Regions from separate parts of the Mus musculus genome. Here regions 1 and 2 are each linked to region 3. The links are chromatin loops, found by intact Hi-C in ENCODE. Cell type or tissue: left cerebral cortex. All regions are shown on one strand. Each heading gives the region's core, and the rest is flanking DNA. Links, peaks and the distances in the headings are about the cores only.

The links. Hi-C counts contacts between places; a loop is a spot of excess contacts. Peaks named below come from ENCODE experiments on the same cell type or tissue, not always from the same donor. Only the 100,000 strongest peaks of a DNase experiment are listed, where the experiment ranks them.
Region 1: it touches region 3 in a loop (2.5-fold over the local background); 3 of 42 quality-filtered maps call a loop at or near these places.
Region 2: it touches region 3 in a loop (4-fold over the local background); 2 of 42 quality-filtered maps call a loop at or near these places.

Annotation. Positions count from the first base shown.
Region 1 is chr11:108,992,644-108,998,292 of GRCm38, forward strand. All of the region lies in intron 3 of Gm36876 (a long non-coding RNA gene), which reads left to right. Among named protein-coding and RNA genes, the nearest start is that of Gm36876, 15 kb to the left of the region's middle. In left cerebral cortex, for the core only: no CTCF peak of the experiment used is centred there; DNase peaks (open chromatin) are centred at 962, 3,304 and 3,657; H3K27ac peaks cover 2,153 bases.
Region 2 is chr11:109,176,153-109,181,801 of GRCm38, forward strand. No RefSeq gene overlaps it. Among named protein-coding and RNA genes, the nearest start is that of E030025P04Rik, 35 kb to the left of the region's middle. In left cerebral cortex, for the core only: a CTCF peak has its summit at 2,886 (motif pointing left); a DNase peak (open chromatin) is centred at 2,857.
Region 3 is chr11:108,937,314-108,942,962 of GRCm38, forward strand. Axin2 (axin 2) reads left to right here. Exons shown (of 11, transcript NM_015732.4): 4 at 1,999-2,101; 5 at 4,590-4,730; 6 at 4,878-5,383; 7 at 5,622-5,649. Among named protein-coding and RNA genes, the nearest start is that of Axin2, 20 kb to the left of the region's middle. In left cerebral cortex, for the core only: a CTCF peak has its summit at 2,521; DNase peaks (open chromatin) are centred at 3,555, 3,895 and 4,732; H3K4me3 peaks cover 673 bases; H3K27ac peaks cover 2,720 bases.

The sequences.
Region 1 (5,649 bases), core at 462-5,461, 56 kb after region 3:
TCCAGCGCTGTGTCTTCACAGGCCACAGTTCCCCCATAGTGAGTGGGGCTGGTGGAAGGGAGTGATACACTTCTCAGAAAGCACCACTCCTCTCCCGTGTGCCTAGACACCGTGCCTTAACCGCAAGGTGGTCCTTACGAACATGGGTTTCAGAACCGGACGTACCTGGGTTTGCGTCTTGGTATTTTGGGATGAGTTCTTCATGGTTGCTGTTGTTCATGTCTGCCCTGTGACATACAGAACTTGGAAATCTTAGGAAAGACTCATTGTCTCGAAGTTTCTGTGGGTTAGGAATTCCAGGTGGTCCCTTCCGATGGGACTGGCTCAAGATGGTAAGAAGGTGAAGGATCTGTTTGTGGTTCATTCATGTAGATAAATCAGTGCTGGCTGTCGATAAGCAACCTCTGAGTGCATGCTCAGTTCTGCACCACTTCACTAGTTGTATAGGTCAGCCATATTTGATGTGGGCAGGGGCTACATGAAGAATATAAATGCAGGGAGCTGAGAAATACCTGGGGTTATCTTGGAATCTGGCTGCCCTGTCCTCTCTTGAGTTTCAATTTCCTCCATGGTATTGTAGTTAGGAGAGGTGAAAACTTCACCTGAAGTTCATGCCATAGAATAGACACTCAAGAAACTGTTACTATCTTTCATGATGGTAACATGGAATTGTCCTTCCATGATGGAAGGTGTTACTACGTTGTGCTTGCCCTGGGCACTTTGCATTTGCTAGCCTGTGAAATTTTCATAACAATCCCAACAAGTAGATATTATGGTTACATCTACTTTATAAGAGGAACTGAGGCCCCCAGGATAGTCAAGATGGAAGAATGATGTCAACCCATTGGCCCGACTTCCTACTCAAACCCAGCTTAGCCCAAATCTGAGATGCTCCTACTCTGAAGTCATTGTGGAAATCTGGGCCCCACCAACCCCAGCATTCATCACCCTTCCCTGTGTTATGTGCAACTAGATGGAGAAATGAGTCACAATAGAAACCCATAGCTCGCCTACCTCCTCGCTTCGTGATCTCCAACAAGCGGCTCTCCCTCTTGATTTCCAGACTTCGATATGATTTGGAACTTAAATGTCCCCTGAAGGCTCTTGTGTTCAAGACTTGAGCATCAGCCCAATAGCCTTTGGGGGAAGTGATTGGCTTTTGAGGGCTCTGGTTTAGTCAATGAATGGATCTTTTGATGGATTCATAATACGGCAGCATTATTGGGAAGTGAGGCCCATTGAAAGGAATTCATCAACATTGAAGGCATGCCCTGCAAAGACATATCTTGCCCTGTCCCCTTCTGTTGGGAGCCACCCTCACATTCGCCGTTACAAGATGGCGCTGACATCCTGTGTTCTAAGTGGTAAACAAATAATCTGCGCATGTGCCAAGGGTAGTTCTCCACCCCATGTGCTCTGCCTTCTCCGTGACGACAACTCGGCCGATGGGCTGCAGCCAATCAGGGAGTGACATGTCCTAGGCGGAGGATAATTCTCCTTAAAAGGGACGGGGTTTCACCATTCTCTCTCTTGCTCTCTTGCTCTCTTGCTCTCTGGCTCCTGAAGATGTAAGCAATAAAGCTTTGCCGCAGAAGATTCCGGTTTGTTGCGTTCTTCCTGGCCGGTCGCGAGAACGCGTGTAAGACCCTTCCTGTCCCTGACTCCTGTCTGCCAAGCGGTGAGCCCCCTCCCTCCACCACATGGTCCCACCATGATGCTCTACCTCATCATACTCTGCCCTGAAGAAACAAAGCCAAGGACACAAACCCCAAGAATCATCAGCCAGGCATTTTGTCACAGTGACACAAGGTGATGGACACAAATTCCTTGTCTCTGAAGTAAAGACATGAGTCACATGCAGTTTATTGAGAGGATATGAAATAAGAACCCATACAGCCACCAATCAAATGATGAAGGCCAAGGAAGTCAGCCTCTTTTGTTTGGAGTGGTTGGCTCTTTTCACCACCCTGTCTTGGGGTGGAAATCCTGCTATCTTCAGGTCATTTAGAGATAAGGCTCCAAAGAAAACTCACTACCCACCCGCAAGGATTGCAAAGCTTGACCTTGGGCATAGTAGTTAACCTGGACAAACAACTGGGTGTAGGGAAGGGAGCAAGAGTAGGGAGAGACCCTGACCCAAGTTTCTAGAATTCTTCATTGATTGGTGAATGATAGTTCCCTATAACAAAAGAATGAGGTGGGCTAGCTGTCAGCAAAGGGGATAGGTGTATGTCTTCTGCACCGAGGGACCTCGCTGGTGTCTTTTCTGTCCCTGCTCAGCTTTTCCTACCACGCTGAGGTGTCTGTACTTGCCCATGGAGTGCAGTTCACAAGCTTCTTGCTCTGGAGTCAGCTGGGGTAATGTGTCTAAACTCAGTTGCCAGGTCATTCCGGCAACTATCCAATGAGACAGTGTTTACTTAGCACAGTATTCAAAGCTAACTCATCACAAAAAAGACCCGATAGACATTATTGAGTCCTACTCAATGTCTAGTGTATTAGGAAGTATGGGGGCAGGGTGGGACAGGCTGTGGAGGGATTCAGGCAACCTCACTTTCTCCCTCCCTCCTCCTCTTCTTTCTTTCCCCCTAGAATCTCAAAAACAAAGTATCCTTTTCTTTGGTCAGACAGCCAGTTGCTCTCTGCCTCAGCAAGGGCAGCTAGTCTCCCGGCCTCCCAGTAGGAATTGCCCTGGAAGACAAGGCCCTACTATGACCTTTCACCTTGTGACCTCCGGGTGAAGGACCATTAACCAAACTGCTTTCTCCACTCCTTTGTGGAGGACAGTCCTTTGTCCAGCTGTCCTCTAAAAAGAAAACGTGTGGAGTGATGGCTTCTATGCCCAGGCTGCGTGTGAGCATGGGTCGCCATCTTTGTTTGTATAGTCGTTTATAATTTCTAAAATCCTTTCATGTGTGGGATCTCATTAGGTCTCCAGAGAGGTTATGTTTCTGGCTCAAGGTCACCCAGCTGGCAAATGGCCAGTCAGGACTGGCTCCCAGGTCTTTTGATTTCCCAGCTTGCCTCCATCTCCATCTGAGCTCCAGGTCAGCGGCAGGAGGAGAGATTTGGGGACAATATACGAGGATAATATATAAGGATAATTTTGATTTGTCCCATTTCTGTCCCTACATTTCTTACTAGGCAGGCTTTCTGTCTAAAACAAGAGGAAGAACATTGCTATTTATATTCAGCCAGCTCCTTTGCTAGATGTGTTGCATAAGTTATCAGATTGGTTTCAATTCTGTTCCCATGGGAAACTCATGAAATGGGCATTCTTTCCGTTCTATGAAGAAATCTGTCTGGTGGCCAGGAATGCACCTACAGTCACACGGCTGTGGAGTGGCATCTCAATCTCCTTAAAGCCACGAAGCATATTCTTTTCCTACCACCTTGTGTTTCTCATACTGTGGGAGTCTTGTAGACACAACTCAGAACAGCTTATGTGTGGCCCTGGGGGTTCATAGTTTTCTACAATAGTAAGGTAGATACAGGGTTTGGAGAAGTTAAATATAAGTTTAGGGTGGGCTCTGGCTGTGAAACTCAGACAACATTTTCTTAAAGTTGACCTCTATAGCTGAGAAATACCAGTGAAAAGTGGGAGCAGGGTCCCCTGGCCAGCAGGTGACTGAGTCTGTGTGGCTGTGCACATGTCGCACATGTCCCCAGAGGAACTGTGTTCCTTTGGTGAGGCTAGCAGAGGAGTTGATGTGATTCTGGGAATGGTTCTGCTTTTTTCTATTTTCCTCCTCCTCTTTGTCACCCACCTTCATCAATCTAGAGGGAAACAAGCTACATGAACTACATGAAAGGCTTTAGGAATATATTCTGTCATGCTCACAGGAGGGCATCAGGCTCTTTATCTGGAGTCACAGGCTGCTTGCTACTTACACAGGGACATGGGTCTGAAGGAATAATGCCAGCCTCTGTGGTTCTTCAGCAAAACTTTCAACCCCAAAGACAGGGAAAAGTCTAGACATGGCTGCCAATGAAGATGGGTCTCTCTTAGTGTCTCAGCAACACCGAATCTCACCCAGGAACACTGTAGTGATCAATCACTTATTATAAGATAGGAAAGGGACCCATTTATATTCGTTTGGATTCAGTTCAGTAACACAGCTCCACAGCGATGGCATCTTAACTAAGATGCTACTTATTCCTCCTTTCCATGAATGTCCAGTGGAAGGAGGCCTAGCATTAGGGTGGGGATTGTGAGCTAGAGAGCCCCGAGGACCAGGCTCCTTTTAGTTTCTTATGCATGACTTTCAGAGTTGCCTTTTGGTCTAAGATGGCAGCTGTAGCTCCAGCCATCGTGTCCATTGTCTCCAAGATGGCAGAAGAGAAATGAAAGAAAGGCAGAGCTGGCACACCAGTGCCATTCCTACATGCTGCTTACACACAGGTGCCATGGGCCAACCTTGATCATGACCACACTTAAGGAGGCTGTGACTAAGAAGCTGTGAAGCTGTGACCATGTCTTTGCTTGGAAATAGAGTAATTGCAGATGTAATTGAGTCGAGATGCTATTGGACAATGAGTCCAACATGGCTGGCTGTGTGAGGATGACAGATATGCAAAGAGTACACCATATTACTGGGAAGTCAGAGACCAGTGGAATGCTGACAAAATTAAGGAGTTATGTGGAAGACCCAGCAGCTAGATCTCTCTCTCTCTCTCTCTCTCTCTCTCTCTCTCTCTCTCTCTCTCTCTCTCTCTCTCTCTCTTTCTCTCTCTCTCTCTCAGAGCTTCTGTAGAAATCCAACCAAGGTTGGCTATCTACCCTCTAGAACTGGTACAAAACTTTTGTGCTATTTAAGTCGCTCAGCCTGTGGTATTTTGTTATGGTAGCCCTAATAGGCTCACGAAGATGCCATGGTTTTGTATGGTTTTTGTGACGGAAATGTCTTTCAGTGGCTGGAAGCTCTGTTTCTCAGGAAGATGAAAGCCTTGGTTTCCCTTACAAAGGGAGTAAACTAATGCCCAGTGGTGGCTGTTACCAGGTTTTATTCAAAGTCATCAAGTTCAATGCAACTTTTATCCATCCCCCCTTTCCTGTGTTCCAAGCACCAGGACAGATGCATGACCCCAGGAAACCGGACAGGACTGAGAAAAAAAATCAGAGTATGGGGGTGGGGATGGAGGTGAGGGCTACCATCTTGGTTCTGGACTCCTCCTCTACTTTAAACTGAGATGTTTCTGGTCACTGGCTACCTCAGTGCCTTGGCACTGGGAACAGTGAGCAGAGCAGCCCCAGATTCTCAGTTCTTCTGCCAGGCGAGAGTCCAGAGTTGAGGCTGATGTGTGGAGATCAAGTCTTCTCCCAGTGGGTGCTGAGCCAAGCTGTCTTGGTATTTGAGTTGCTCCATCTGTGGCTGCTTATCTTACTAGGTCAGAGCATGCTGCAGCTACAAAAGCCAAGTCCCAGTGCACTAGGGGGCTGGCTGGAGCATCTTGTTCATGACCTCCTGACTCTAGTGGCGAATCACCAACAAGTCTGTACAGGGCTAGAGTGTTTTGTTTCCTTTTCCAGGCATCGGTTTTGTCACCCAAGCTTCATGGTTATCTCTACCTACAGTGTGTGGGCACATGTGATTGTCTTCCCTCTCCCACCACCAGTTAGTTCAAGTATCACACAACAACAAGACCCAA
Region 2 (5,649 bases), core at 191-5,190, 240 kb after region 3:
CTGCTTTTAGCTGTATGTCACCTTATAATTGGCCTATTGAATTTCATCCGGTTTCTGTAGGGCCATGTTTTCAATTTGTCATGGTTGTTTTGAATTTTATTCTTGGCTCGCTGAGTGTGAGCCACCCCACCAAATTTAGTATCGTGTGAAGATCTGATGAGCACACTCCTCCCCCCCCCCCCACACACACACCATCCTTTTGTTTTAAGGCATTAGATGGGCCCAGCAGCTAATCCCTAGAGACGAAGCACTCTTTCAAGTAGATGGCTCATTGCCGGTTGCGCAACAAGAGTGATCTCTTCGGAGCTATGGATGCGTGTGTTCATTTGGAAACAGTCATGGAGTGCAGATAAGCCTGAGAAAGAAGTAAAGATAATTCATTTTCCCATCAGGCAGATGTAAGAACTGTCATTTTGTATGGATCTATGTTAAATATGTATACTTAAATCAACACAGATTAAGGGACATGCACTGTACTGACAGGCTTATTTGTGGACTTTATGTAGCATGAGCAGGTGGGTAATTACGCATGCTTGACTAGTACATAGACATCACACATGAATGCTTGCTTCATACGATGATTGTGTTGACAGTGCAAACCATATTTAGCTCCAGGAAGCATCTGAGACAACAAGAAGGGGGGCGCTTGATTCCTACAAGAATAACATTTCAGGTGGGGCATGGCGACGCACGCTTTTAGTTCCAGCACTTGGGAGGCAGAGACAGGCAGATCTCAGTGAGTTTGAGGCTAGCCTGGTCTATATATGGAGCTCTAGGCTGTCGAGAGCTACAGAGTGATACCCTGTCTTCGAAATAAACAGAACCATAAAAAGAAAGACTTCTCAGAGCAAAGAGATGGCTCCTGAAGTAACGACACTTAACCACCAAGCCTGGCAACTGGAGTTTGGTCCCCAGGATCCACATGGTTCAGGACAAGGACAGGACCAGGACCTATAGGTTTTCCTCTGGCTTCCACTCAAGGTGTGCCATAGCACATGCCCCCCGCTACACACACACACACACATGCATGCACACACAGTGTAATTTTTAAAATGTTTGTGTTTTTACTATACTGGCCTTTGGGAGTGCCACCACACTTAGAGACTATTCAGAGCTTCTCTGATCGTTTCCACTGTAAAATAATAGTAATTAACAAATTAAAAAGAGCCCTCTGGTTGTTTTTCTATCTCAACATTTCCCAAATTTAGTTATCTATAAAATTCTATTTCTATGATCCATGGCCATTCCTTTGACAAATGTTTAGAGAAATGCAGTTTGGGGTTATATCCTGAGCATCAGACTAAAGAGCTATAATACTTTTTACATTTGTATTTCATTTATTATTGTTGTTGTTGATGACGATGATGATGGTGGTGGTGGTAGTGGTGTGTGTGTGTGTGTGTGTGTGTGTTCATGGCAGGCAGAGTGTTCTTGCCATGGTATAGATAGGACAACTCTATGAAGTTGATTCTCTCCTTCATCTTTTCGTGGATATTGGGGAATCTGACTCAAGTAACCAGCTACCTTCACACGATGAGCCATCCCACTGGCCTGAGTTATAACAATTTTCAGAAACATTTGACTTAAAGCCAAGAGACAAGCCCCACCCCAGACTTGCCATGAGCAATAACTCCGCCCAGGAGGGAGGTGGTATGTGTGTGCATATGTGTATTTATTCAGTTCCCTTCATGGTTTTGACCTGCCGTGACCCTCCCTGAAAGCGAAGGTGAATTAAAATGAAATCGTGTGGAATGATGAGATCTTAACAATCCTCTTCACTTCCTCTGCCTCGTGGTGATGTCATGCTCTACCCGGCACTCCCCAGGCTGATTCACTGATGACTTACAACTCCATGGCAGGCAGTAAGCTCTAAAGGGGTTAATGTCGCTTGCCCTACATGACCAGTGGCAGCATTAGGGTGTGGATGCTAAGGCCCCTGAGCTTCCCTAAGCCAGAAGCCCTCCGGTCCCCTGGTGGACCATGTTCCTGTCCACACATCTCAGGAAGGAAGAAATCCCAGCTTCCAGGATGTGGCCTCCCTTCTTCTAAAGTGTTCCCCACCCACACAGTGACTCTTCCTGTGATAAATGGTGGCTCCTCTTGATGCCCTGAAACAGGCCTGTTCTCAGTGACCACATCTCTACAGCCTTTCCAATTTGAAAGAATCTGGTTTCCGAGTCCCCTAGTTGCTTCTTTAGTGGGGCTTGGACAGGTGAGTGGTGAAGGCCATGCAGGTTTGTAGCCAATGTCTCCTGATAGCCTGGTCCCCTGTAGATAAATAAAAGTTCCTGAGTGTCCAGAAGGATGTAGGCCATAGCACAGTGCACACTGCTTAGCCGGTGTTGATTAACGCGTGTCCAACAAGGTGCCATACCAAATAGTTCTAATGTCTATCTTGTGGCAGGTCTCTCTCTCCTGGACTCTCATTTAAATGGTCCAACAACCCTGTAATGGCATTAGATCTTCAGTTCACAGGGTAGGAAGCAGAGACTGGGGCATTTGCCCAAAGCCCTACAGCTAGAATAAGAGTAGAGAATCAAACCCAGACTCTGCCTCCCTCCTGGGGATGTGAATTTCCTCCTAACCTGCCACCTTTGACCATGCTCCCTACAGAACTGGCCCTCTCTTGGGGCTTCTTTGGCCTGCTGGCTCCTTCCCTCTGTGCACACCTGTCCGTCGCTCTGTCCCTACACTTTGTCTTGTGTTTCTAATCTTCACTATTCCCCCTGAACCCTAACGTGTCTCTCCTCCCTTCTCCCAAGAAGGCAGCCCCAGGAACCCTCAGAACACTCCCAGGCAGCCTGTTACAGGAAGAGTTAGCTTTCCAGACCTGCTTTCTGGTTCATGTCACCTAACTGTGTAGCAGAGCCACCTACTGGCTATCCTAAGCAGAGGGCCCAGAAGCCCTGGGAACCCGCCCAGGTTCTTCAACCTGGTGCACACAGCAGTTTTTATAAAACTCCCTCTTCATTCTTCTCTATTCTCAGCCTGAACTAAGAAGACCAGAGAGGACCTTTATCCTTTGTCTTTGTCATCCTGCCCTAAAGACAAAAATCAAAGGGAAGGGACAGCTTTGATGAGAAAGCATCAGCCACTATGTGAGGTTGATCATAGCGTGGCCAAAACGTCCAGAAGGCTCTGGGCAGAAGCATTCACAGGCAGATGGACAATGGGTGACTTTCTGGAACGCAGACGGAGGAACAAGATGGCTCAGGGCAGGCTGACCTGCTGTAGGCTGTGCTCTGAATGGGTAAAACAATCCCTGGGGCATTCTCTCTGTCTCTCTGTCTCTCTGTCTCTCTGTCTCTCTGTCTCTCTGTCTCTCTCTCTCTCTCTCTCTCTCTCTCTCTCTCTCTCTCTCTTCTGGTGAGCTGATGTCATTCAAATAAAATACAGTTCCAACGTTGAGCTATGGGGAGGAGAGAGACAGAGAGATAGCCACATGCTAGAAACTCACCTCACCAACCTACAAGACAGTCAAGGAGATAGTGTCCCAGAAAGAGGGTTTCTTGGGCTTCCTTGGGGCATCATGAGATAGCCATGGATGCTTCTTTGATGGAGGTTTAATGGGATGGGATCAGAGCACTGAGCCTGGGGTACCCCAGAAGGAAGAGCAGGGCTGAACAACTGATGGAGCAGCTCTAGGGCAGTTACGCAGGAGGACTGTGTAACCAGCTGTCGCAGGAACTCAGGCGAACCAACCTCAGTTCCCACTATCCACGTAAGGTTGGTTCCCAGCAACCACGTTGGGCAGCTGTGCACATATGCCTGCATACACCCCAACACACTAAAGAATAGAAAGGAATAGATGAAACGGATGTCATAGAATACTTGAATTACCCAAGAAGATGCAAAGTACTGTTCTTTTAACATGGAATCAATGCTTTAAAATTGTCAATGAGGTGTGTTACATTTACCATCAGACTGGCTGACCAAACTCTGGGGTCTATTTGGTTGTCAGAGCACACATCTCAGGTTGGACCATATCTGACCTGCATGTGGCTGCTGGCCACATGGTAGAGGATGCTGACCTCCACACACATTGCCTTTCCTACCTGAACAACTTCAGTCCCTGGGGACAATCGGGACAGTTTGGATGCTCACACTTTAAAATGAAAGGTGCCACTGGCCTCCTGTGGGTAGAGAAGAAAGACACGTAAGACAGACACCCCCACAAGGAGGATTGATAAGTTTTCCACATCACCAGGGAACTCAACACTTCCCGTAATGCTAGAGGATGGTCAGAGCCGAGTGGACCGGGCGATGCCTCTGCCGACACACCCTCAAGAACCCGCCTCAGACAGGGCAGGCTTCCAGGCGCCACTGTCAGGACTTCCTGGTGCTTTGTGATATGGCACAGGGATACACCCAGAGCCACTCAGATAAGCCAGATTGTGTCCGCAATGATTACAGTCCTGCAATTATCCACACGCCGCCCCACCCAACCTTGACCTGGCTATTGCCATACATTGTGGCTCCTGTGCAGAGCAACTATTTGATGGAGGAGAATGAGAACAGGACAGCCTGCAGTTGTGAAGTGTGCAACCTATGTAACTGAGTATGACAGTTATACTCCCAGAGAGAAGGGACTATGCTTTCTTGTCATGTCATCGTTCTTGGTCATGGCTGCACTCAGAAGCCACAGAGCTGAGCACTCGTCGACCAGACATGTACTGGAAAAGACGCTTTAGCTTTCAATTTGGGAACCATGACCAAGAAAGTGAAATTGAAGATGTCTAGTTGCCTACCCAAGGCTTTTATTATGTTAAGATGAGTGGCCAGGTGGCTCAGCAGGGAAGGACACTTGTCATGGAAGCCTACCATCTTGAGTTTGGTCCCTGAATTTTACATGGTAGAAGGAGACAACTGACCATCTAATGTTCCCTAAAGGTGTCCTCTGACCCCAGCATACATGTATGATACTAGAGCACCTGCATTTACATACACACACAAACACACACACAGGCTTGCACACACACACACACACACACACACACACACACACACACACGCACGCACTCATGAATACACAGGTATGCACACACAGCAGGTCCCTTGGTCCTTCATAGTGATAACTGTTTCCTCCTCTGCCCCATCCATTCCTTCCTACAAATATTTATCATAGTGTGAAACTGTTAGCTCATAAAGCAATCAGGTAAGCAAAGGCAGAAGGTCATGCCTGTTGTACGGCTAGCACTGCAGGAAACCAAGATAAACAACCCATTTCCAGTAGAGCCAGCTCAGCTGATATTAGCAGGTGACCCGATTTCAAACAACCATTATAAAAAAGGGCATTCCCAAGGCCAAGTGATGCGCTTTCAAGCTCAGTCTGGAGCCAGACTTCCAGACGAGACACTTTTTGCCGAGCACTGTAGCACACGCCTGTCATCTGAGCCCCACCAAAGACAGGCTGAAGCAGAAATCCCCATGTAAGGCCAGCCTGGGCCCTCATAGTGAGACCTCTCAATAAAAATAAAACAACAAAAAGAAGCCACCTCTCCTCGGCTTCTCTGTCACAAGTTACCGAGGAACCTTGGGACTCAATTTCCCTGTTGGCAAAATGGGAACAGCAAGGCTTAACCCAAATGGTTGTAGGAGAAATTTTAGCAAGGCTGATGTGTATAGAGCTCAGGGACCCATGCTTATTGC
Region 3 (5,649 bases), core at 282-5,281:
GGTGTGTGTGCCACAGTGCATGTGTAGAGGTCAGGGTTCAACCTTCTCCCCAACCTCTGGCCCCCTTAGGACTCTCGAACTCTAATGTAACCTGTTCCAAGGTAGGGGTATATGGGTAGCCACCTCCCACCATTAAGACCCCAGAGGAAGAGCTGGTCATGAGAGGTGTGGTCATTTATGCAAACCTGGGACAGGGACATGACAGCCTTGTGGGTGACGACACCCGCGCCCCCACCATTCCCACAGCCAGTGAGTGCTAACGGTAGAAGATGTCCCGTCCGTCCTTTCATAGTGTCACATGGCTTCCTGGGGCTTCGGAGATGGTCCCCGTGTTCAGCCCATCAGGGTACGTGGATACTAGAAGCAGGCTGCTGAGTTACCGGTACCTGTTCTAGAGGTCAGCAGTGGCTGGCTTGGCTCGGGAGCCTGAGGTACCATTTCTGGTCACCTATAAAATGTGGTTTCTGTGAGAACACAATCTGATGGCGTGTCAGGTGTGTCCAGTAGCACCTGAACTTGATCCACAGGAGCTAGCAGCTCCAGGCTGTCTGTAGTCGGGTGCGATTCATATGCCGGTGAGGAACCCAGGTCACTGCTGGCGTCTAGACAGTTGTTCCAAAGCGAGTGAGCGGAGTCCTCAGAAAGTTAGCTTTAGATGCACTGTGTTGCTGGACTTAAAACCCGCATAACCCTCTTCACCTTCAGGGGCCTTGGAGAGTCAGGAACTTACCACTTTCTGTCAGCTTCTACCTCCTCTGGGGCAGGGAATGCAACTTGAGTTCCTGCCCCCCAATTCTGAACTTTCTTCTTCCCACCTCCCAGTGTGCCTTGATGTAGTTACCCATCCTGCCTCCTCTCAGCGTTGGAATTAGTCGTATTGTTGGCTTAGCAGGGTCTTCACCATCCCCTCAGGGACCCTGTTCTGTGGTCCAGGCCAGCCACCTTCCAGAAAACAGACAAGATACCACAGGTCAGCCATTCCTCCTGGCCGCTGCTCAGGCACTTGAGTGGCAACTTCTGCTGGCTAGACGAGGGTTCTTTCCCTCCTGCGATGAACGAAACACCAGAGGAAAGGGAAGCAATCAGGTTTTAGTAATTAGTTAGTATTTAGCCTAGTTTTAGTATCATAGCCTCTGAGTGTGGAAGTTTGTGACCCCTGGGGTCTCCGGAGGGGACATCAGTGGGGAAAGTCACACCTTTGCAGTCAGGCTGCTAAGTCTGAGACACAGTTTTTATTTTGTTTTAAAATGGTATCAGCTCTTCACTCTTCCTCTTGCTAAGTAAGGATTGTGGTTGTTTTTTATTTTGGATTTTTTTTTTATGTTTTGTTTTGTGAGTCAGGGTCTCACTAAAGAGTGGGTCTGGAACTCACAGAGATCCAGCTGGGATGAAAGGCTTGTGTCTCCATACCTGGCCCCTGGTTTGTTTTTAAAATAGATTGAAAGACATGGTCCTAGGAAGCTCACCCAGAGTTCATTGGCCACACCCCCAACTTTAGATTGCACGCCCCCTACCCCTGCCAACCCCCCCTTTCTTCTTTGTACGTTGTCATGGTAGTTACCACTTTGGACCCATTTGTCTTTGCACACTGCCCTGAGACTCTCTATTAGGGTACCAACTTCCTAAGAGGAGTAGAACCTTCTGTCTCTCCTCCTGCCTGCTGACCTCCTGCAGAGGGGGCGGTGAGGTCTGACATGTTGCAGGTTCTTGGGTGTTTGGGTGAGTTTGTTTGTAGTGCCTCGTAGGAGGGGCTTTGCTCTTAGATCTTTATGTCCCTGCATCTGGGAGAGACAAGTTTACTTGATGACAGCGGGCAGGGTTTGGAGTTTGGTCTTGGATGGGTCTTTCCCTACGTGACTGCACTTGGAGGTGCACGGCTCATCCCCAGGGAAGCGTGTGGCCTTTCCAGTTGGCAGAATCTCAGGGAGGGTCGTGCAGGAGATGTCAGGTGCTGAGGTCGCCGTGGTGTGAGCCTGTGGACTTTGTCTTTTCCCTTAGAGATGGAGTCCCTCCTTACCGCATGGGGAGTAAGAAACAGCTCCAGAGAGAGATGCATCGCAGTGTGAAGGCCAATGGCCAAGTGTCTCTACCTCATTTTCCGGTGAGTATAGACGACAGGACACCAGGACACGGGTAGTGAGGCCCTAAATTATTACAGGAGCTGGTGGGGGGGGGGGGCAATGCCTGAGATCTGTAGTGAAGGAACAGAAAGGAATGGCCAGACTGAGGAAATTAAATGGTTCTTTTGGATGTGGTGGTAATGGAGTGACGTTTGATAGTTCCTGAATCAAAGAATGGGAAAATTCTGTGGGGGAAGACAAGCAAACAAAATTTATCACTTGATGATGACATGGTAGGCTCACTGCATTCCTGCTAGACTAGAAGCCCCCCAAAGGCAGGGAGCCCCAAAAGAAACATCATTCATTCATTCATTCATTCATTCATACCTGGTATATGCACTAGTTCTTTGCCTGCATATGTGTTCCATGTGAATGCAGTACTCATAGAGGCCAGAGAGGGCGTCAGGTCCCCGAGATTGGGAGCTACAGATGGTTGTGAGCTGTCCTGTGGGTGCTGGGAATTAAGACTGGGTCCTCTGAAAGAGCAACCAATGCTTTTAACCTCTGACCCCCTCTCCACAGCCCCAGAGTTTTGCCTGTTAGCTTCTGTGTATCCCGGACCTGCTACAGTTCCCATCACAGGCAGGCGCTCACTAAGCCTGAAGTGAATGAGGTTGGGAGAATCTCTGTGCGTTATGTCCTGGTGCCCTGCTCACCCCGGAAAGAAAATAACCTCCCATATACAGTCTTAGCTGTCCCAAGCTCCAGAGCTGGGCTCTCTTAGAGTCTGTGTCTGATGACTGTGGATGGGCAGGTGGGGGGGGGGGGGTCTAGAAGTGAGCCTCCCTGGAGAAACCTCCTCCCATGCCTGAGGGAGGGTAACAGGTTCCTCTGGGGACCTTCCCTCGTATGTAACACATCCCTGAGGGCAGCCGGCACAGTCTACTGGGCTCAGGAGCCAGCCTAGAGGGCCCTGCCCAGGCTGGACTCTTTCTACGGTAGCCTGCTACCCAGGGTGCAGGGGGGAAAGAAGAGCCATCCTGTTGAGAGCAGGTGTCTCTGTAAGGCTGTCTTTCCGGCAGCTTCAGAGAATCCAGCCGGTTCGTATGGTTGTGTTCTATTCAAAAAACTTAACACGTCAGACTTCTAGTCCCAGGTCACCTGAGTAGCATTGCAAGATGCTAGCTCTCCCTGGGAAACTCCTGGCACAGACAATGGCAGACTTACCTTGTCTAAAACTAGCATATTAGGATGGCTTTGGGGAGTGATTTTATGATCTCTACCCCCCACCCCATATACTGTAGATGACAAAGATATTTGAGTGTGGGGGTGAGTGGGTATGTGTTCATCAAAATTTGATTCCCCAAGACTATAAATGGGCTGATTTTGTCCCGGCCTGTGCCGATCAACTTTGGAGGATGTATGGTTCCTGGAAGCAGCCTTCCTAAGAACAGCCGTCCATCCACACAGGGGCCTTCCCTCCCCCGCTCACTTGGTGCAGCTAAATGGTTTCTGTACTGAGTGAGACTGACTCTTCAGCCTGGAGAGTAAGTTGGCCTTCTGCTCTTCCCCACCCCAAAAGAAAAGAGGCAAAGCGAGAGGGAGAGAGGGAGATTAGGGGTGGGGGGGAGCGAAGGAGGAGGAGGAGGAAGAAGAGGAGGAGGAAAGAGGAACAAATGGAGAGGTGGGGAGGGCAGAGTGGGGGGCGAGATGACAGAGAAAGGACAGAAAGCCGGGCGGTGGGGGTTCTCGCGGCCTGCAGTTCTTGGCAGGCTTTCTCGACGCCTTTTTATATTCCGTACTTGGTTTGGAGATGTTCCGTTTTCCCTTGATAGATCGGCTTCAGGCAGCCGAGCTCAGCAGTGTTCTGCTACTAGCCCGCAGCAGCTTTCTTCATTTTCTGTACAAAGAGAGGAGGAGGAGGGGAGGAGGGGAAAAATGAGAGAGATGGAGCAGTGTTGAGACAACACTACCTCAAAGGTGCCCAGTGTGAGGCCAGGAAATAAATTACCACTTCTTCTCTGATCTGGGGCCGGTGACTCTCCCCTCCCCTCCCCCCTGCCTCTCTTCCAATCTTATTTATTATTATTTTTTTTTTTTTTAATTTTCAACTCCCTTTCTGTTTAGACTCTACTTTTTTATTCCTTGAGTTGGTTTCTCTCCCCTCCCCATCTCAGAGGGCTGCCTTTTTTTTTGATGTTTGACAACAGTCTTTGAAGATTTTCTACTTCAGAGTAGCTACTGATGGGCTGGTTGTACTACAGAGAGAACAAGCAGGGCCTCTCGGAGTGCGACCAACTGCTCCTGCCCAAGGCAAACGCTGGTGGGGACCATGGCTCTCCATGAGGCCACAGAGCCGGTGCATAAAAGTCCTGAGCAGCACAGGCCGGCTCGCCACCCACTCTCCACTCAAACACGGGGACCTGGCGCACATCAGTGGGCCCCGCAAGCTCCATCCAAGCTGGTATGGCCAGTGCCTGCCTGGACTGCTAATGGTGCTTGGTTTCTGCCTTCTTCCCACACCCTCAGAGAACCCACCGCCTGCCCAAGGAGATGACGCCTGTGGAACCTGCTGCCTTCGCCGCCGAGCTCATCTCCAGGCTGGAGAAACTGAAACTGGAGCTGGAAAGCCGCCATAGTCTGGAGGAGCGGCTGCAGCAGATCCGGGAGGTAGGACAGGCTTGGGCGTCCTCTCCACCCTGTGCATGCAGAAACGCGCATGCGTACATGGGTGCGCCAACCCACGGGTGCATGGACTGGGGGAGCGCGGAGGCGTTGCTTTCTTGTTCACCTCCCCTCTGGGTCCTCCCTTTTCAGGATGAAGAAAAGGAGGGGTCTGAGCAGGCCCTGAGCTCACGGGATGGAGCACCGGTCCAGCACCCCCTGGCCCTCCTACCCTCCGGCAGCTATGAAGAGGACCCACAAACCATTTTGGACGACCACCTCTCCAGGGTCCTCAAGACCCCCGGCTGTCAATCCCCTGGTGTGGGTCGCTATAGCCCACGGTCCCGCTCCCCCGACCACCACCACCAGCACCACCACCATCAGCAGTGTCATACCCTTCTTCCGACTGGGGGCAAGCTGCCCCCCGTGGCTGCTTGCCCCCTCCTTGGAGGCAAGAGCTTCCTGACCAAACAGACGACGAAGCACGTTCACCACCACTACATCCACCACCACGCTGTCCCCAAGACCAAGGAGGAGATCGAGGCAGAAGCCACACAGAGAGTCCGCTGCCTCTGTCCTGGGGGAACAGATTATTATTGCTACTCCAAATGCAAAAGCCACCCAAAGGCTCCAGAGCCCCTGCCTGGGGAGCAGTTTTGGTAAGTGACCAGCACACCCCAAAGATGGGGCTTTTCTTCCAGCCTGAGTCCCGAGCAGGTGTGAAGAGGGCCCACGGGGTCTGCTTTCGCTTCCCGGAGGGGCTCTGGCGGAAGTTGCAGTACGGGCTGTGCTAGGTGCCATGGAACTGTCCTCAGTCTACCCTTGTGGGACTGCCCAATTCCAGGAGCCCTGGAGTTTTAATGAGATGTCTGGATCGGGTGTTCTCGTTCCCTACAGTGGCAGCAGAGGTGGTACCTTGCCAAAA